2 separate regions of the Homo sapiens genome follow, and region 2 is linked to region 1. Evidence: chromatin loops called from intact Hi-C (ENCODE). Cell type or tissue: endothelial cell of umbilical vein. All regions are shown on one strand. Each heading gives the region's core, and the rest is flanking DNA. Links, peaks and the distances in the headings are about the cores only. Region 1 overlaps SEPTIN11 (septin 11). Region 2 holds the start of LOC124900719 (a long non-coding RNA gene).

The links. Hi-C counts contacts between places; a loop is a spot of excess contacts. Peaks named below come from ENCODE experiments on the same cell type or tissue, not always from the same donor. Only the 100,000 strongest peaks of a DNase experiment are listed, where the experiment ranks them.
Region 2: it touches region 1 in a loop (4-fold over the local background); 2 of 110 quality-filtered maps call a loop at or near these places.

Annotation. Positions count from the first base shown.
Region 1 is chr4:77,002,264-77,013,305 of GRCh38, forward strand. It overlaps SEPTIN11 (septin 11), which reads left to right. Exons shown (of 10, transcript NM_018243.4): 3 at 3,338-3,533; 4 at 9,472-9,658. Among named protein-coding and RNA genes, the nearest start is that of SEPTIN11, 58 kb to the left of the region's middle. In endothelial cell of umbilical vein, for the core only: no CTCF peak of the experiment used is centred there; DNase peaks (open chromatin) are centred at 5,298, 5,818 and 8,778; H3K27ac peaks cover 6,343 bases.
Region 2 is chr4:76,824,329-76,835,370 of GRCh38, forward strand. It overlaps LOC124900719 (a long non-coding RNA gene), which reads right to left and starts at 7,851. Exons shown (of 2, transcript XR_007058150.1): 1 at 7,783-7,851. In endothelial cell of umbilical vein, for the core only: no CTCF peak of the experiment used is centred there; DNase peaks (open chromatin) are centred at 6,753 and 8,023; H3K27ac peaks cover 1,335 bases.

The DNA.
Region 1 (11,042 bases), core at 1,653-9,652:
AATTACCATGCCTTTAAAAAGTATGGTGTTCCTGATTCACATGGGTGCTTAAGCAATTTTCAACCTAGTAAAATAAGATGATAATTTCAGTCTTGTCCAGGTAACCTGGAATGCTTGCCATGTAATTGAAGTCTTTATTGCTATTCTTAGGGAAGAAGATGAAAGTTAAGTAGGTCACTTTCTACTGACAGAGCCTTTCCCATGAAGGAGAAACTTTTATAGGGCAGATCTGCTTCTGTGCCTTTTGTGTTCTAAAAATAGGTAAATCCTGAAAAGAAGTTGGCTCTGCTTGAGAATGTTACACTTGTAGCATGTACTTAAAATGACTCAAGTACCTTCGGTATTGACTAGCAGTGAGAACTCTGTTTTATTTCTGTATCCACTACACAGTAACTTTGTTTTGCTCAAAGTTAATTTGTTAAGCCATGAATGGTGAGTGTGAACTTGTTAAACTCTTTCAGGTTAGGGAGCAGAGACTGGTTTTATATTGCTTTTATGGAGGGTTTTTTTTTTTGTAAGACTATTCAGGAAAGTAAGGAAGACAGGAAACCGTCTCAACTGCTGCACAGCCAGACCCCATAGAGATCTGGAATGACATTCAGGATGTTACAAACGTGCAAACAGTGTCAGTGTCTGTTTTTATTCATTACTTCATCCCTGCACCTATGCTTGTCACACAGTGAGCGCCCAAGCATTAATTTCATGATGGATTTCCGATGCTCTACCCCATCTATCTGCTCTTTCCTGTATTCCCAGCCTACATTCTGTCTGCAGCATGGCTTCTGTTTACTTACACAGCCTTTGCTGCCTCATGGTTTCTGCTTACTTACCTCTCTTTGTATATTGTTTCTTTTTCATGCCATCACGCTGTGTGGGGATTGCATGTATCTCATTCAAATACCCAAAGAGAAAAACTGTGATTAGATAGACCACTCTCCAATGTGGAGCCCCAGCTCATAGTGAAATGATTGGGCTTCTGTTGTTGCCTTGAGGTCAGGGACCTAGCCATGGTCTGGTTGTCTGTGGCCAACTAGCAGGGCCATGGATGTAAAGGATGGTCTTGCTTATAAGAGGAAAGCGGTTATGACAAACACTTAGAATGGTGTTCCCATAATTATAAATTAGAGTCTGACTGGTATTATTCAGTCATGTTCTAGACCAGATTCTAAGATGTGGGAGAACACCCTATCAGGCTAGTTTCTTGAATTCTCAGAACTTGGCACAGAACTTGTATATAGTAGGCACTGGAAAAATACTGGCTGAATGATGGTTGACTAAAGAGGAAATTCTGTGATCTTAGATGTTCAGGGACACACAGGAAAGGTTAAAGAGTAAGATGAATATACTTGACCAACTTTTATCCTATAAGTGAATCATCATAGTTACAGGCAAGCCATATAAGGCTTTTCTAATCAGAGAAAGCTCAAATCCAGAAAGACTTCATCCTCCTTCACTTTTGTATTATGTTAGAAAGCAATGAGTATACAATACAGAATTTATAACTAGTAAGTAGATTTTGTCATTATAGTGGGAGGGTTGCCCAGAGCTTTTCTTTTTTCCATAGAACACTACCATCCTTAAAGTCATTATAGCAGTCCTTAGAAGAGGGGATGCTCCTAGGAACATATTGGGATTAGAAGTAGTTGAAAGGGCTGTTCTATATTGGCAAGTTTAAATTGAGCTGGAAATCTAATTGAAAAATTTTCCAGATTAAGAAAGAAAAAAGGTATCCCTAGGGCTAATGTTTCTAGATTTCTACCTGCTTCTCTCCATCATCATATGCTCAGCCACCACCACCACGAACATAAGGCTGTTTTTTTCTCATTGCCAACTGTCTTTGACTCAACAATAAGAATTAGAATTAAGAGAGAATTTGCTTGGTGTTATTTTGAGGGTTGGGCTGCAGTTCTTCATAGCCCCACATTTGGGTGTCATCATGTGATTGGTACAGTGGTTACAGATACCTGCTACTCTGCTTTGCACATGGGAGATCTCAGTAAACACTTACTGAGTTGAATTATCAGTGTAAATAAGGTCATTTGACATCATTTACTTTCATTGTCACAAACTTCACACTGAAGCTGGGAAAACTATCTAAGAAGCCACAAATGTTTGGCTTCTTGACTCCAGCTGGATAAAGAAAAATAAAAACAATATGGAGAGATTAATATAACCATAACTGGAAAATGTTAGGCAGTCAGTTTTCTGTGTAATAGTAAAATCAGGCTGCTGTCTTGGTTGAGTGCAGGTGTTGGAACCATACAGACTTGAGTTAGAACCCTGGTTCCACCACTTAGCAATGACTTCAGGCAAGTTACTCATAAATCTTATCTAAGCCTAGTGTTCCATCTTGAACATGGAGGAAACAGTAGTACCTATTTCATGGGAGTAGTACTAGGGTTTAAATGAGATAATGTAGCCGGGCGTGGTGGCTCATGCCTGTAATCCCAGCACTTTAGGAGGCTGAGGCAGGTGGACTATTTGAGGTCAGGAGTTCAAGACCAGCTCAGCCAACATGGTGAAACCCCGTCTCTACTAAAAATACAAAAATTAGCCAGGTGTGGTGACATGTGCCTGTAATCCTAGCTTCTCAGGAGGCTGATCTGGGAGGATCACTTGAATCCAGGAGATGAAGGTTGCAGTGAGCCGAGATCGCGCCACTGTACTCCAGCCTGGGGGACAGAGCGAGACTCTGTCTCAAAATTGAATAAATAAATACATATATACATACATACATAAAAGAGATAATGCACTAGAAGCTCTTGCCACCGGGGTTGGCACAAAGTGAGCACTCAGTGATGTTAGTGATTATTGTCATCAAGAGTGTTATTTTGAATAATGTAATTCTTTTCTACGACATGGTATCATATTGATGTTGAATTAACTGATCTTTTAGGTAATTCAGTGTAAATGGAATCACTTGTTTCAAGTAACAGAAATTCAACAGTATAGTCTTTTATCCCTTAAGTAATATAGATTTATACTCTAACATTTAGGAGAGAAAGAGACAAAGTTCATGTTCTTGTTCTTGTAATATACAAACTGAGCACAGGCAATCTTACAAGTACAATTTTTCTATTCAGAGGTAAAGAAGAATCTCTTGATCTGTAAATTTGAAATCTCTCTGCTAAATAGTTTCTGAAATTCATTGAGGCATTTTTAGGAAGGTATTCCATAGATTACACATAGAAAGAATTATCTCTTCACAGTGACATTTCTGGTGACAGTTTTTCTTTTTTAAACTTTATAATCATGACTAATAAAAAATACTGATGAATTGAACTGATGTCTGAGAGACATTGACACATTCTCTGATTTTTCTTTTGTGGTTATGTAGGTGAGACAGGCATTGGCAAATCCACGTTAATGGACACTTTGTTCAACACCAAATTTGAAAGTGACCCAGCTACTCACAATGAACCAGGTGTTCGGTTAAAAGCCAGAAGTTATGAGCTTCAGGAAAGCAATGTACGGCTGAAGTTAACCATTGTTGACACCGTGGGATTTGGAGACCAGATAAATAAAGATGACAGGTACATCTTGGGATTTTGGGGGGACATGAATGGATGAGGAGATAGCAGGATCCATCCCAGGTAAATTTAAAGGCCAAATGTTTTGGGGATTTTTTAGTTGTGGGGCTTGGTCCTCTATTGCCTAAAAGGTGTGATATTCTTGTCCTCTGAGAATTTTTCTGAGAATATTCTTCCTTGAGGTCAGAATCAGACATCAAAATTGATCCCAGCTAGTAGGATCAGAAAGGGGCTTTATTAGAGGGACTAAATTAGCTTACAACATCTTTCCACAAAGGCCATGAAACCAGGTTTGGGGCTTTCCTACCAGGAAAAGCAATCTAGAGAAACACCCAGCCACCCTACAGAACAGTTTTAGCAGAAACCCCAGCCATCAATCACTTCATACTGCTTGGGAAGCCAGGACACTAGAGGGGAGGTCTCTAGAAGCTCCACCAAATCTGCCCCAGGTAATCAAATGCCTTCACCATGGCTTGCTATATAATGATAAAATAGTACACTGAGTTTTTATAATGTACCCCATTTATAAACCATGTAAGTTTGGGTCTTTACCATGAGTTATCTTTTGCCCTTATTTGAGGGAAGTTTTCAATTCTTAAAATTTCGTGGCATACAACCCATGTTAGTCTTAGTCTCAGGATTTTGTTCACATTCCTTCTCAAGAGCACCAATTCTGTTCATCAGTCTCAACCTCAGATGTCTTATGACTATTTTACATAGTACATTCATTCTCAAAAGAAGTTTGAGAAAGTTAAAATAAAACTGCCCCAGGTCCAAAGGTGATTGTAGAATGGGGCTTCCAGAAACATCTTTGAGCAGTTACAACATTATGGGCATAAGTGTCTACCTGCTTAGTGTGACCAACATGTAGACATGAACAACAAATCAGTAAGTTAGGGTGTGTTTGCTTACAGCTCAGACACTTTGCTTGTATCAGGATTTTTTCCCCATATTCCTCAAAACTGTATATTATACACATGTGTTTTGTAAAGAGGAACTCGACTATTTTTATCTAGAAATGCCTAGATATATTTTATCTATGCCTGATATAAGTATGAGCACCACAGTAATGACAGATAAATGTTTAATTCATTCTTTAGCTGAGCACCAAGCTCTTTATTTTATCTACAAAGCACTTTAAATGCTCTTCAGTAGACATTGTCCCGTGATAACAGGAACAATTGGTAGATAGAGTGAGAAAGATTTTATTTTGCATACCAAAATGGACTATCTGTACATTGTGCTGGGGCAGGGAACAAGTTCAGCTCTGACACTGCAGCTGAGCAGTTGCTCTTAATATATGACCTCAATGACAGGGAATGATGGAGAGGCCCCTGCCTGAAGGCTGTTTGTAATGCCAAGAGCAGTAAATGAAGAGAAAGGCCTGGTCATAAGGAAAGGGGCACAAGTGCATTGTGGGAGCTGGGAAGAGAGCCGGGGGTTTCAATCATTGCATACTCACAGAATATACCCAGAGCAAGGCCTGTTCTCCATCTCTCAGACTGGTATAGATTTTCTCACTGGCGTTAGGAAAAATCTTGCTTGTCCATTCCTTGATTGGAAGACAGCAACTGTACTTTTTCAGGATCCCTCCCCCAAGGAATGAGAACCATCCTCCACATAGCCTCTTGCTGAGATTCCCTGTGCTCTTCCAGCTCACTGGGGTTGCCACAGTGCTGCCACTCAATTTTTGCCTCTCCCCTAAACTGGGACTTTCCCTCGGGCTGCTGGTGGCTTTTCACTCCCCAATCAGCACTCAGCAGCAAACAGTTAGCACAATGCATATCCTCATATTTGCAGCTGGAGCCCTCCTTAAGAAATTATCTGACTCATTTGGGTCAAATAATAGTTTCCAAGGAGATTTAGAAGAGAGGAAGTGTGATATTAACTTAACCTAGATACCAAATATTTTTTTTCCTCTGAAATTTCTTGACAGCTATTGCATAACCTCTTTAAATGGCACTTAAAACTCTCTGTTACCCTGTGCCTCAGAAGGTATTGTTGACACTGTTGACTGTAAAGCCAAATTACTTGTTCACAAATTGTTATCTGGACAGGCTCTGCCTCCCTCAAGAAACTGGAAGTGGGATATTCATTTCTGCATCAATATATAACCATATGGAAAGGGATGTGGTATTTCTCTATGCCCATGTTGATTTTTACCTACTTTGGGGATTAGGCAAGCTTTTCTGCCATAGATGCAAGACTTCAAGAATGTCCCAGTTTGTTTATGTAGGCTTTGGACATGTCAACATTCCTGTATTATTATCTGCCTCAGACCAGGCTAGCTAGAAGGAGGCAGGAAGAGAGATCTGGTAAGGTTTCCTGTTATGTTTAAAAGCACATTTCACTCTTTGTTATTTAAGGGCTTCCTTGTTTTGGCTGTTTGTACTCTTCAGTGGAGAAAGAAAGGGGCCTGGGGAAGAAGGGAAAGCAAGTTTTGTTGTTCAATTGGAAATAGAATAATTAGTTTGCCCCACACTGGGGAGATGGGAGGTGAGCTGTCCATGGCGTATCACTAGCTGTAATGATAGTTAGCCCTCAAAGGCAGAGATAATTGAAATCCCCTGAGACGGAATTTCAACCTCACCAAATCTTTATCAGAGTTATAAAACAGTAGTGAGATGGACTGTTTGGCCTTTAAATTTTAAGTTTTTAATCACACTTTCTGGTGGAGGTAGTCAAGGGATAAGGAAAATTGGCTAACAGACAGCAAGATAAGGGAAAAACATGGTAAGTATTTGGTCGTATATGAAGTGGAAAGTCAGTCCCTGAATGATGGCATTGGCCATTTTGCAAGAATGATCAGTGGGTAGGTTGGATGGATGGATCACATTGTCTAAGTATCTTTTTCCATCGGTTTTAGGGTTAGCCTCTGTCATTTTTGTGTGTGTGTATGTTTTATGGCTGGAGGTATATGGAAAAAAAAATGAGTGCTGTGTAACAAGGAATATCTCCATGCCTTAAAAGAAAATGATGTGAAAACGTAAGGGCTAGATTGGATTTGTCCTCCTGTCTTTCCTCTGATTGATATGGCCACAATTCAGGGAAGTTTTAATTGGCAAAAAAAATATAAATAAGTGTTAGTAGGAATGGGGCTAGCAAAAGGCTAAGTTGGGATTAAGCTTCCTATCTTTCTCACTTTAGATGGAGAAGTGGAAAGGATTTGGAGGAAGAGGCAGATAATTCATCTCATCTACAGGATGATGATGAGGAGTACAAAACCACTTGGCTGGCTTGAGTCTCATCAAGAAGAAATTATTTCATCAGCATAATTAAATCTTTGACATAGGGAATAGTGGTTTTGGTAAATTGTTGTCCAGGAATACATTTCTTTTTATTGGTTAATAATGGTATGGAAGGTAAAGTAGATGGGATTTCATATTTATTATGTGTATGACATAAGAGAAGGAGGCTCCAGGTTGAATCCCAGGTTTCTGACTTGGCCAGTGGTGTGGGTGGTGGCCCACCATGCTAAGGAATACAGGGAAAGTGAGGGTTTGAAGGCAGGATGAATAGTTCAGTTTTGGACATATTTAGTTGGAGAAGCAGTTGAAAATATAGGATAACCAATTGTGGATGGGTCTGAAGCTCAGAGGAAAGATCTGGGTTGGAGGTAGAGATTTATGACTTGTCATCAGATAGATGGTGAGTGGAACACAGGAATGAGTATGATTTTCTAGAGGGAATACATAGAGTGAAAAGAAGGGAGACTGAATGATTGGCCAGGACTCTCTAATAAGAACAGGTAGAAGGAAGCCTGAGATATTAGAGAACAAAAGATATCTTGAATCCAGTGGGGAAAGCATTCCTCACTGCAAAATGAGTGTTGTTATGCTTCTCATTATCTTTGGAGGATCAGAATCAAAACCAGAGGCAAGAAGGGAAACTAATAGAAAACAGAACCATATTTGGACTACTATTGAGAGGAGGAGGTGCTAAAAGCTAAAAATCAGACACAGGGGAGGCAGGGGAGCAATTGCTGTGAGCTGCTTCTCTTACCCTTTGGGATAAGAGGCTGCTGGGGAAGAGCCCTAATCCCCAAATCTGCCTCAGTGTCAGGAGACAGAAGGATCAGCCCCAGACTCAAAGGGCAAAGGGCATGGGTGGACCTCACTGGAGTGGCTTGCTCTACTTCCCTACTGGACATGAGCTCCATAGCAGAACAGATAACCAGCAGAGAACTGGGTGAATGTAAAGTTCCTTTTTTTTTCCTTAGGTTTTTCTAAAAAGTCAGGCTTGATTCTATAGTGGTGGTTGTTTATTATATAATTATGAAATAGTTATATCTGACTTTTATGTGCCAGCCCTTTACATGTATTGCATGTATTGGCTCATTTATTTGTCACAATAGCTCTCTGATAGAACTACTATTTTTGTCTCTGATTTACCTGTGAGGAAATTGAGACACAGAGAGGTTTAGTGACTTGCTTAAGGCTGTGCAGCTAGTAAGTTGTGCGGCTGTATTATGGTTTTAGGCTTGAATCCATGTTTCTAACCACCATCCTCTATAACTATCTCATTAAATATTATTATTATTATGCAATATATGTCTATATTTCAAGATTAGAAAATATAGAAGAATCTTATTGCTCATTCATTCTTCTTATTGGAATTTTGCCTGTCATGATTTGGAACTTTATTATTGCTGAGGTACATCCTACCTTTTTTTTTTTTTTAAAGCCTCTAGAGATTTTGTCTACTCTAATTGAACCAATATATTGTGATAAAATCACCAAAGAAAAATATCAAAAAGCTTTTTATGACTGCTTTCAGTTTTGCTCATAAGTTTGTTTGTTGTTATTGTTTATTTTGGGGATGTTTGTTTTTCTTAGGATGTCTGCGTCATTTTTATTATAAAAGATTTGTGGTTCCCTTTCAAGGGTTTCAGTTTAACTTATGGGTATGGGATTTGGGTGTTGAAAGGTTTTTATTTTTCTTAAAACTTGTATCTTCGGAAAGGCAATAAAGTTTGGGGAGAATTAACTCTTCGTATTCCTAATAGAACAGTCTCTTTGTTGCTAAAACGAACTTCTTCTGAGTAGTCCCTTTGGAGACCAGAAAGAATTAGTGGGTTTCCCACAATGACCTAATATACTACTTACTTCCTGGACATGTGGTTTATGGAATGTGTATCCCCAATATGCTATTAGTCATTGTGTTTATGGTCAGTTAATAGGATTACACATAATTATCCAAAACAGATTTGAATGATTTGGTGAGAAGAGAGGGTTACGACATTTACCTTTAAATCATGAAGATTTTGAGTTGAAAGGAATCTTGAAGATCATAATAGTCTAGGCGCCTCAGTTCCTAGATGAGTTATGGATTATGCACAGGGCTATGGGAGCACAGACAGCCCCCATCTCTGGAGGAATAGGGCAGATGACCAGGGAATAGCTCGCAGTAGGTGGTGGTGTCATATCCTGAAACCACACACCAGTTTCATTTTGTGCACCAGTGGCAATCAGTAGGGAGAGGCTATCACAGTCACTTTTCTGAGATGGATTTTTGAGGCCCAGTTTTGGCCCAGCAGGAAAGAATGCCACAGTCTCTTAGCAATATCTTCCACGGATACCCCTTGGGGGAGTGGCAGTCAGCTCCACGTATGTACAGTCTCTGTTTTAGAGGATGAATGTTAGCCAGGAGAAGAGTAGGAAAAAGACAGGTTTCTCGCAGAGGGGCCAGCGTGAGCAAAGACACAGAGGAAATAAGGGCTTGACATGGGTGGGGGGCGGGCTGCTACAAATGATTGGGCGTGGCTGGGACAGGAGAGGTGAGCCTGGAGCGCTGTTCAGGGATCAGGTGATGGAAGGCCTGGATACCTAGGTAAGGACTTGGGCTTTAGCCCTTAGGAGAGAAGAAGCCATTGTGATGTTGAATGGAGGATTGTCCTGTGAAAGAGGTTTGAGACTAGAAACATGCTGTTTCTGCATTCTAGCTATAAGCCGATAGTAGAATATATTGATGCCCAGTTCGAGGCCTACCTGCAAGAGGAATTGAAGATTAAACGTTCTCTCTTCAACTACCATGACACGAGGATCCATGCCTGCCTCTACTTTATTGCCCCTACTGGACATTCACTAAAGTCCCTGGATCTGGTCACCATGAAAAAGCTGGACAGTAAGGTACTTGCTGCCATTCTGATTATCATCCACTCTCCTTTTAGATCTTCTTTATCCTAATGCCCTAATTTGTTCTCTGCTTTCAGTGTGATTTTTTTTTTCCTGGATTACAGGAACAGTGTTTGACAGCATGAGAAAAACGCTTCAAAACCTCTTGCCTGTTAGACAAAAATAAAATAAAACAAAACAAAACTAGCAAAAAAAAAAAAAAAAGTCAAGTTGCTTTCCAGGAAGTATTTTTAATTCTTAAATGGGAGGTTGAAATATAACTTCCAGGTTTGTTTACTTTCTTAAAAAAAAAAACTTTCTCTAAAAGGTGTTTAGAGGTTTGGTTTTAATTCAAAGTTTACAATGGAATAAAAGGTTAAATTTTTGTCTCTGTGATGATAATGGTCCAGCTTCTTCAATTTTAAAACTGAACTGCACATGTGTGTTCAAGTAAAGCAAAGTCTTAATTTCAGTGTGATCCCTGAGCTTGCCACATTTATACCTTCTCTTTTTCACAACACATGAAGGAAGAGACTGGTAAGTTTGATAAAATTTTGCACCTTACTATATATTAATTAGACTTTCCATTTTGAAATAAATAGAAGACAATACATTCTGAAATAAGGATGAAACAAATGGCAACAAGAACAACCACAAAACTAAGCTGTGGATGGTATTTACCGTTAGATTCAAAACCCCTTTTGCATTCACAGAAAAGTCTTATCAGATGATAAAGCTCTTTAGAGGACTCTGCTGGGTGTTGTTACTATGATTTTATCTAAACAACACTGATAAAGATGCTGTCTCTCCAGAGGGACAAAACAGTGAGAGAATGCTCAGAAGATCAGCCTGTCCCCAAGGCCTCTGTCTCAACTGTCCTTTAAAGGGCTGGAGAGGCTGAAGCCAAGCCAGGCTCCTTTGGCTTCCAGCAGGCACAGACACAGTAGTTTACAGAAAAATCTTCTAATGGCCTGGAAGGATCACTGCAGCTAGAGTACTCTTCGCAGAATAAATAGAAACCCTCCTTCATCCCATCTGATTCCTCAGCTCCCTGGGAGCTGTGCCATTAGCCATGATAGTGGAGAGATCACGGGCAGTGAGGGCCGCTTCCGGGTCTGTTGTGTCCTTGGAAGCAGGGGCAGACCTCCCTGTTCTCAAGAGTGCCCCATTCTCCACAGACATTCTGAAGGAAGTAGAGTGAGGAGGCTTCCTAATCGAGGGCTGAGTATGCAGACCCAGCCGGATAATATCCAACACTATTATTATGTTTAATAGAGTTCATTGAAAACGGAAAAGAAAAAGGCAAAACAGGCACAACTAATAAAAGCAAACAGTCAACCATAAAGCAGGTTAAACTTTCAAAGAAGTGATATTGTTGGAGAGTTGGAGAGCTAGCTAG
Region 2 (11,042 bases), core at 1,991-9,990, 180 kb before region 1:
AGAGCTGCTCATCCTGGGACATTTTCCACGGGCTTGTTCTACAAAAGAACTTTCCCGAGGACATGGATGTCCTAGGTCCATGTGTATTGTAACCTCAGGGGCAGGAATTGGGACTGTATACCCTCATGGCAGAGGCTGACAGTTGCTATCCCTATATTCATTCTTCCCTTTTTTCCTCAGTAATGAAACTGGTTTTTATCAGGGCACATGACTACCTAGAATAAAGACCACCTTTCCCACATTCTCCTTTGGAGCCTGGTGTCTCCATAATTATATTCTGGTCAATGAGGTATTAAAGTGCTGTGTGGCAACTTCTGAGAAATCTTCTTAAAAGCAAATGATGTGAGATTTTGGCCTCCTCCTTTGTCACTTATTTGTCCCCTCCAGATGTGTGGCTAGGGCTCCAGCTGCCATCTTGGAAACTGGAGGACCACAACATAGGGATGTTGGAGCAGAGAGCTGAGAGGAGCCAGTGCTGTGGAGCTATTCCTGCCCTCAGCCATCTGCATCAGGGGTTCTTTTAAGTGGGAGAGAAATGAGCTTTATCTTGCTTAAGCCACTATTAATTTAGATTTAGGCCAGGCGCGGTGGCTCACACCGATAATCCCAGCACTTTGGGAGGCTGAGGCAGGTGGATCACCTGAGGTCAGAAGTGCAAGACCAGCCTGGCCAACATGGTGAAACCCCGTCTCTACTTAAAATACAAAAATTAGCCGGGCGTGGTGGCAGGCGCCTGTAATCCCAGCTACTTGGGAGGCTGAGGCAGGAGAATCATTTGAACATAGGAGGCAGAGGTTGCAGTGAGCCAAGATCAAGCCATCGCACTCCAGCCTGGGTGACAAGAGCAAAACTCCGTCTCAAAAAAAAAAAAAAATTATCTTGTCTTTTCTGTTAACTGAATTAACACTCATGCCCCTGGTTAATACAATCCCACTTCTGATGTATGCACACTTGGGCCTGCCTGTGCTGTGACCCAGGTTGAAGAGACCAGTGTCCTGAAGCAGAGCACCATCCCTTGCTCTACCACCCAGAGGGAGAGAAGAGTCCAGCCTCAGTTCCCAGTAGGGCTTCTTAGCTCTGCATATCTTTCAGCATCTTCTATTAGACAAAGACTGGTAGCCATGGTATCAACAACTTTATTTGTCTGTCTACTTAGAAAGTAAACTATGTAAACCTAATCATTGTAGCTCTGTTGGTTAAACAGTGATATGAATATGATATTATTCATAAAACTGAAAAAATGTTAATACATGAGTACAATTTTTTAGCTTTAATCTATACCTGATTTTCCCCTTGAAAAATAAATATAATTTGTTTCAGTGGTTAATTGTTATAAACAACCCTGTAACCATTTGTTTGTTCATTTATTCATTCAAAATATAGTGATTCAGCCTGGGAGCAATGGCTCACACCTATAATCCCAGCACTTTGGGAGGCCAAGGCAGGAGGATTGCTTGAGCCCAGGAGTTCAAGACCAGCCTGGGCAATATAGTGAGACCTCATATCTATAAAAAAATTTAAAAATTAGCCATGTGTGGTGGCACATGCCTATAGTCCCAGCTACTCAGGAGGCTGAGATGGGAGGATCACTTGAGCTCGACAGGCAGGGGTTGCAGTATGCTAGGATCACACCACTGCACTCCAGCCTGGGCGACATAGCAAGACCCTGTCTCAAAGAAAGCAAAGTAACAAAACCCCAAAAAGCAGTGATTTATTCTTCCATTCAACAAGACATTAGTATTTTCAAGTAAAACATTTTTAAAAAAAACACAAACACAGGCATGTTAAATGTTATCTAGCATCATGGGCAGAGTTCTACTTAACACTTGTTTAAAAAAGTTCTAGTTGTTAAGTAGAACCCTGCCCATCATGCTAGATAACCAGGGAATAAAAATGCAGAAACCTCAGCCCCTGGCAGTTCAGGAAATATACAGCTTTGCTGAGAACAGAAAAATAATATCCAGGGAAGGAACTACAGCTTATAATCAAGTCTGGACTGGGATTTTTCTTGTTAAAGGCTATTCAAACACTGGGCATATTATATATATATATATATACGTATATATATACGTATATATATATATGAAGACTCCATTAAAATAAATGAAGTAGCTGCCCATGAGGAGGAAAAAAGGAGAGCTGGTGGGTTGAACTTGAGGAACAGACCTCTTCAAACTCACCTCTAACGTGCTTATCTCACTTACTGAAAATTCTCAGCCATTTTAATGTTTCATCCCTCAAATGTCTCTGCTCCAGGAATCTTGCTTTCCCCTCTTCTGGCTGAAACATAAGCCGCTTAGGGCTAAGATCTTACTGCATAAAATTAGGTGTGCGCAGGAGAGGGCTGACTAAATAATTTCTAAAATGATCTGAAATTCACAAATAACTATCATTTATTTCAGCACAAACGATTATGCCAGATAGTTGGCACTCATTGTCTCACTTAATTCTTATAACAACTGTGAGAGATACACACTCTTATTATGTCCATTTTTCAGATCAAGAAACAAGACATGGAGAGTTCAATGTCAAGCCAAATTTCCAAAGAATTGGCAGAATCCAGGACTGTCAGAGTGTAAACCTGTGTTCTTAGCACCTATGTGTTTAGCTCATGTGCTATCCTCTCAAAACCTTCTTCCACCTATCTCTCTCTCACACAGCATTGTTAGCCCCTTTGTCACACTTACCCATTCTCCTTGTTCTATAACATTTATAGAAATGTCTTTCCAAAATATGAATTCCTTAGAAGAGGAACTATATTTTGACCGTCTTTATAACACTCTCTGCTTAGAACACAGGACCCGGCATACAGTAGGTGCTCATATGTTTAGGTAATTAACTATACCAGTCACCAAAAACTTATCATTTTAATTAAAAGTGTATAGGCAGGTTCAAGCGATTCTCCTGCCTCAGCCTCTCAAGTAGCTGGGATTACAGACACACACCGCCACACCTGGCTAATTTTTGTATTTTTAGTAGAGACGGGGTTTCACCATGTTAGCCAGGCTGGTCTCGAACTCCTGACCTCAAGTGATCCATCCACTTTGGCCTCCCAAAGTGCTCGGATTACAGTCATGAGCCACTGCACCCGGACTGTACTAGGTCTTTTAAAGGACACAAAGATAGTTAAGGCATAGTTCTGTTCCTCTGGAGCCTGAAGTTTAGGAGACAAGACTGACACATAAGCAAATTACTTGGCCACAAAGCTGACTGTGATAAGGGGTAATACCCCGGGGACATAAATGTAGCATTTCATTGAATTAGATCCCATCCACTGGAAGATACATAATTATTCTAAGCATTACTAAGAAATAAAAGTTGATGCTAATTAAACTATGCTCACTATTGATTAGAAGATGCATCTTTATTGCAGAGATGTTAAAATGTTTTAAAAAGATGCCTCTTGAATGAAGTACTACTAATACATGCTACAATATTGATAAATCTTGAAAACATTATGCTAAATGAAAGAAGCCAGACAAAAATGGTCACATATAGTCTGATTCTGTTTGTATGAAGTATCCCGAATAGGCAAATCTATAGAGACAGAAAGTAGATGAGTGGTTGTTAGGGCTAGGGAAGATGGAGGAACTAGTGGGTGACAGCTAAAGGGCACGAGATTTCTTTTTAGGGTGATGAAAATATTCTAGAATTGATTGTGGGAATTGTTGCACAACTCTGTGACTTCTACCATTACATTGTGCACATTAAATAGGTGAATTTTATAATATGTGAATAGTAGCTCAATACAGTAGTTCTCCCTTATCCATCCATGGTTTCACTTTCCAAGTTTTCAGTTACCCCATGGTCAACTGTGGTCTGAGTGAGCACAGCACAATAACATATTTTGAGAGAGAGACCACATTCACATAGTTTTTTTTTTTTTTTTTTTTTTTTTTAATTCCTTTTTTTTTTTTTATTATACTTTAAGTTTTAGGGTACATGTGCACATTGTGCAGGTTAGTTACATATGTATACATGTGCCATGCTGGTGCGCTGCACCCACTAACTCGTCATCTAGCATTAGGTATATCTCCCAATGCTACCCCTCCCCCCTCCCCCCACCCCACCACAGTCCCCAGAGTGTGATATTCCCCTTCCTGTGACCATGTGATCTCATTGTTCAATTCCCACCTATGAGTGAGAATATGCGGTGTTTGGTTTTTTGTTCTTGCGATAGTTTACTGAGAATGATGGTTTCCAATTTCATCCATGTCCCTACAAAGGACATGAACTCATCCTTTTTTATGGCTGCATAGTATTCCATGGTGTATATGTGCCACATTTTCTTAATCCAGTCTATCATTGTTGGACATTTGGGTTGGTTCCAAGTCTTTGCTATTGTGAATAATGCCGCAATAAACATACGTGTGCATGTGTCTTTATAGCAGCATGATTTATAGTCATTTGGGTATATACCCAGTAATGGGATGGCTGGGTCAAATGGTATTTCTAGTTCTAGATCCCTGAGGAATCGCCACAATGACTTCCACAATGGTTGAACTAGTTTACAGTCCCACCAACAGTGTAAAAGTGTTCCTATTTCTCCACATCCTCTCCAGCACCTGTTGTTTCCTGACTTTTTAATGATTGCCATTCTAACTGGTGTGAGATGGTATCTCATAGTGGTTTTGATTTGCATTTCTCTGATGGCCAGTGATGATGAGCATTTTTTCATGTATTTTTTGGCTGCATAAATGTCTTCTTTTGAGAAGTGTCTGTTCATGTCCTTCGCCCACTTTTTGATGGGGTTGTTTGTTTTTTTCTTGTAAATTTGTTTGAGTTCATTGTAGATTCTGGATATTAGCCCTTTGTCAGATGAGTAGGTTGCGAAAATTTTCTCCCATGTTGTAGGTTGCCTGTTCACTCTGATGGTAGTTTCTTTTGCTGTGCAGAAGCTCTTTAGTTTAATTAGATCCCATTTGTCAATTTTGGCTTTTGTTGCCATTGCTTTTGGTGTTTTGGTCATGAAGTCCTTGCCCACGCCTATGTCCTGAATGGTAATGCCTAGGTTTTCTTCTAGGGTTTTTATGGTTTTAGGTCTAACGTTTAAATCTTTAATCCATCTTGAATTGATTTTTGTATAAGGTGTAAGGAAGGGATCCAGTTTCAGCTTTCTACATATGGCTAGCCAGTTTTCCCAGCACCATTTATTAAATAGGGAATCCTTTCCCCATTGCTTGTTTTTCTCAGGTTTGTCAAAGATCAGATAGTTGTAGGTATGCGGCGTTATTTCTGAGGGCTCTGTTCTGTTCCATTGATGTATATCTCTGTTTTGGTACCAGTACCATGCTGTTTTGGTTACTGTAGCCTTGTAGTATAGTTTGAAGTCAGGTAGGGTGATGCCTCCAGCTTTGTTCTTTTGGCTTAGGACTGTCTTGGCAATGTGGGCTCTTTTTTGGTTCCATATGAACTTTAAAGTAGTGTTTTCCAATTCTGTGAAGAAAGTCATTGGTAGCTTGATGGGGATGGCATTGAATCTGTAAATTACCTTGGGCAGTATGGCCATTTTCACGATATTGATTCTTCCTACCCATGAGCATGGAATGTCAACTGTGGTCTGAGTGAGCACAGCACAATAACATATTTTGAGAGAGACCACATTCACATAGTTTTTTTTTTTTTTTTTTTTTTTTGAGACAGAGTCTCTCTCTGTTGCCCAGCCTGGAGTGCAGTGGCGCGATCTCAGCTCACTGCAACCTCTGCCTCCCGGGTTCGAGCGATTCTCCTGCCTCAGCCTCCTGAGTAGCTAGGACTACAGGTACATGCCACCATGCCTGGCTAATTTTTTGTATTTTTAGTAGAGATGAGGTTTCACCATGTTGGCCAGGATGGTCTCGATCTCTTGACCTCGTGATCTGCCCACCTCGGCCTCCCAAAGTGTTGGGATTACAGGCGTGAGCCACCGTGCCCAGCATTCACATAACTATTATTATAGTATATTGTTATAATTATTCTATTGTTATTAATCTCTTACTGTGCCTAGTTTATAAGTGAAACTTTATCATAGGTATGTACATAGGTATGCATAGGATAAAAACATAATGCATATGAGGTTTAGTGCCATCTGTGGTTTCAGGCATCCACTGGGGGTCTTGGAACACATCCCCTGCAGATAAAAGGGGACTACAGTATAGCTGTAATAAGAGAACTCTGCCACTTAGAGTCAAGAAAATATGAGAATACACCTTCTAGATAGCCATAAAAATAAATCAAAATAAAAAATATATAAGAATAGCGTAATGGGAGTGCGGGGGCTGGGAGAGAGACTAAGTCAGGTAGGTAGGGATCTAGAAAGCTTTTTGGAGTGGGCACAGACACACAATATGTGCCATACAGACATAGGAAAGTGGATAGGAAAAGGGGATCTGGCAGAGGTAGCAGCTTAAGCAAAGCCCGGAGGCAAGAGAGCTGGATGATGTCTAAGCAGAAGCTGAAGGAAAGGAGCTGTGGTGGAAGGGGAGGCTGGAGAGGCAGGCTCGCACACACCGAGGAGCGCACCCATGCCAGGCTACAGGCTGCAGCTTTTCAACAGGTCAAGAAAAGCCCTGACATTTCCCCAAGTGCCAGTCTTTAAAACTTTGGCAACTCCATATACAAAGGAAATGTATTATGAAGGCTTCTTCTAGTCACAGGGCACTGTTACTGACCCAGCAGGCAGTAAAATCCCCTTTGGAACTTGAAGCCAGATGACAAAAAGGTTAGAAAGGCAAAGGGCATTGTCACCGGAAGCACGGTGTTTAAACAGACGCTGGGAAAAACTAGGGTTTCTGACAGTGAGCCAAGAAATTCCAAAGGTCACGTCAGCAGAGCCAGGAAGTGGAAAGAAAGAAGTCATCGCCATGCTAGGAGCCACACAGGAGGAATCAGAGTCACACTTTCTACTCCAAAGGGATTGAAAACTGAGAGTAAAATGAAATGGGGATGGGGAAGGATGCAGAGTGAGGGAAGGAAAACAACTGCCACGCCAGCCTGAGGGAGGCCAGCCTCATTCCAGAAGGAGTTCTTGGGCTCAAAATGCTGTGGTTTGGGAGCTGAAGCCTGAATTTGCCTGCCCTGCACTAAGCAGCATGAGCCTGGTGCCAACGGGAACGGCAAGGTACATAGGAGGTAGGGACGGGGATTGGAAAGGCAGGCTCCCTGGACAACTCTCCTAAGTCCTTCAGGGAGGGAGTTGAGCCGGGGACCTTGGGCTCGCCTACTGGGCAGGGGACAAGGGCAGCCCCCTGGGTGCTCTTCTCCTGTTCTTAGGAAGAGGATTCCAGGCAGCTCTGCTAATTCATCCCAGCTCCAAAGCAGGCAGTGGATGTGTGGAGCAGTGGAAGGGCTGGAGACTGTATGGCAGCTGAGACCAACCCCTATAATCAATAGAAGAAAATGACCAGGCTCTCATCTGGGTCTCTGTTCTTTACTTATCTCTTCAGTTTCCAGTAGAGCTTTGGAAGTTTTAAGTGAGACGATCTCTCAACTTAAATGATATAAACATCGTAGTCCACTGTTATCCTTTCCAAAAATGCTGACACAGTTCCCAAGATGTACAGAGTACTGTGAACTGTGAAAGTTTGCTTCAGAGGACGTGTCCTTTCATGTAGAAGAATACTGTGCAGGCTACTCAATACAGAGCACAGTGGCAGGCCCCAAAATAAATAAAGAAATAAAGTGAGCTATTGGCGATGTGTGCTAAATTGAATTGACGTGTTTATTTGCCTGGAGTGTAAGCCCACCCACTCCCACAAAGGGCTGGAGGCCCCTGAATTGCAGTTTGTGCCTGTTAATACTCACAGCCTTTGGAGATTCAGTACTGAGGGACGTCATGCAGTCTGGCTTTTTCCAAACAAAACCTGAAACCTTCTCCTCTGGGTCTACCCATAAAGAGCAGTTACAGGAAGAACTGCTTGGCCAGTCCTGTGGATCTGATAAGACTCTTGTTTTCTTCCTTAGGGTTGAAGGAGGCCTGTACCCTGCCTCTTCCTGGATCCACGCTCAGCTCTCCTTTTCTCAGCCCAAAGGCTGTGGCACCTGGGCACTGGGTCCAGTAGGGCAGGATGGGGCAGAGGAGACTTAGTCTGGAAGGGCTATGGGCTTTTTTTAAAGTAGTGTGACTGAAAGTGGGCATTTCCTGTCAAAATGGAACGTAGAGCTGAATGTGGGCTTGGGGAATGCCTGGGAATTCATTTGGGCTCAGCCCTAGAAGAAAAGCATAAGGACTTCCTTGCTCAGAGTTGCTGATTCTGTAAGGTCTGGGATCAGTGCAGGAAACTGCATATTGAAAAGCATCCTGGATCACACTTCTGATTAAGAATGTTGAAACAGGGCCAGGTGTAGTAGCTGACGCCTATAATCCCAGCACTTTAGGGGGCCGAGGTAGACGGATCACTTGAGGTCAGGAGTTCGAGACCAGCCTGGCCAACATGGTGAAACTCCATCTCTACAAAAATACAAAAAAATTAGCTGGGTATAGTTGCATGTGCCTGTAGTCCCAGCTACTTGGGAGGCTGAGGCACGAGAATCTCTTCAACCCAGGAGGCAGAGGTTGCAGTGAACCGAGATCATGCCACTGCACTGCAGCCTAGGTGATAGAGTGAAACTCTGTCTCAAAAACAAAAACAAAAACAAAAAACAAACAAACAAAAAGAAGTGTTGAAACAGAAGCTGTGTATGAGACACCATCACAGCTCCTAAAACTCACCTACCTTTATTGTCTGCAGAAGGCCCTCCTCCTGAGTAAGCTGCCTAAATCTACCACTACCTGCTATTCAACCTTAATCACATCACTTTTATGGCACCCTCCAGACACAGTCTGAAGCAATTCCAGAAGACATCAAAAGACTTGCCCACTATCCTCTTTCCAATTGCAGTGGGTTTGCTCATGCAGTTCCCTCCCCTTGTAATGTCAACTTCTCTGTCTGTACCTATCAAAACCCTACCTGTCCTTTAAGCCTCAAGTGCCACCTCTTCTATGAAGTCTTCCTTTACCTTTTTAAACAACAGGTTCCTCTTTCCTCTGAACTTAGGTAAGTCCCATTTTCCCCCTATACTGTTTGTGATACTTACTTTGTTTTGTTCATTTATTGTGGTCATTTGTGCACATATTTATTCTCACTGCTAGACTGAGTTCCTGGATGGTACAGGCCATAACTTACATCATCCATACTACCTGGTTTTGACATACATGGCACAACAGAAATGTACTCTCCCTGCCCCAATATCCCTACTCAGAACTTGGAGATAAGAAAAATAAGGTTGCCTCCCAAGGAGATTTCTACTGGTTTTGCCTACCTGGATTCTGCCCACCTTCTTCTGGTAATAGCACCATTATTTTACATTAACTCTCAATCCATGTATAAAACCAGATATCAGACCTGGCCATGTAACCAAGATCTAGACAATCCATGTATTTCAACTCCCTGGACTCCATTCTTAGTTTAGGGATGGGCACATAACCCAAGCCAGGCCAATGAGATTTAGCGTTAGAAGTTTTTATTGAAATATCAAGAAAAAGAGACTTTCAACTGGTCTTGAAACTGGGAGGATGTGTGCCTGGAACTGTAGGGCAGGAGCCACCTACTTGTCAGGAGCGAACTTGAAAATGAAGCCAATGTGGAATAGAATAGATTGAAAGGATTAGGTCAATGGCATTGTCTGAACCCTGAGATCCAGCTGTGACAGAAACTTTACATATTCTGAGTTGGGTTTTCTGTTTCTTGTGGTTAAAAGAACACTGTCATCGAACACTAATAACCCCCTCCCCAAAATTTTAACCCCCTCCCCAAATTTTAATTTTAACCCCAAAATTTTAATCAGTATAATCTACACACTCAAAGGGAACGTGATAAACCATCTTCCTATCAATGCATAACAGAAGAATTTGACTCTACTCCAAACTTCTATAAAGGAAAAGCGGATATTTCTAGAGTGTTAGGACTAGAATATCATAGTAATTTAATAAATAGAAGTGTAATGAATTATATAGTGGCCTGAATAATGGTCTTTTGTGTGAACAGCCTCCTGCAGCATGAAACTCAAAGTCAGAAACTGGCAATGACCATTTAAGCTCAGATAAGGAGAGAAAGTGTCCTCGCTTATAGACTCAAATACCTCTGGCAGGTCTATGTCTGTTACAGATCAGCCAATCACAGCTTTTTCTTATTCATATTTCAGTGTTCAACAAGCAGCTTTAAGACGATAACTTCCCCTTAAATTGGTGTCCAGGGAGAAAATATGCTTATCCCATCAATATCAAAGCTGCACAAAAGTTTGAGTTATCATTATAAACAAACACTTGACTTTCTGGATTCATACCGCGAGGCTCCATGAGCTCGGCTAATTTGAGCTTTTCCCTTGTGGTGTGAGGACAAAATCAGATGTCTGGCCCAGGAAACTGATGGTCAGATCCTAGATGATATTGAGTTCATGCTGTGAGTCCTCTGCACACACAGGTAATAGTGTCTATAATTTATTTTAAAGTATTTTAGCATTTGCAATGTGATATTACCTGTGTGTTTCTTAAGTTAAGCAAAAACCCTAGAACTAATCAAGAATGTCCAATGAAAGGGTAAGCAGCTTGTGTTATATCAGAAAGTGTCCTCCTCTGGAGCTGGTCTTTGAATTATCGTACCTCAACAGCAGTTTCAAATAAATATACTCAATATCAGAGATGGGGTTTTATTGGCAAACTAGTTGTGTTTTAATGAGCACCACTGATATCAGAAATGGGCTTCCACTGGTGAAATTAACAGTATTCAAGGTACATAGAGTGGCTAGAAAAATACCATAAAAGTACTCCTTGTCCTTACATAAATAGGGTATAAAAATCCAGTGAGGCCTGAGCCTGAATCTTTAGCTTGCTCACTAATTAGTTCCATGACAAGCCATTGGTTTATGAGGGTTTCTGATTGTCTGATGCCAACTTGACATTGAAGATGAAGGGCCTACACAGAAGGGACCTTAGCAAATATTGGTAAATAAATTTGATTGTTGGTACATAAATGAATAAATAATTTGAATGAAATTGAAAATTTGTAGAGGGATCATCATAGTGT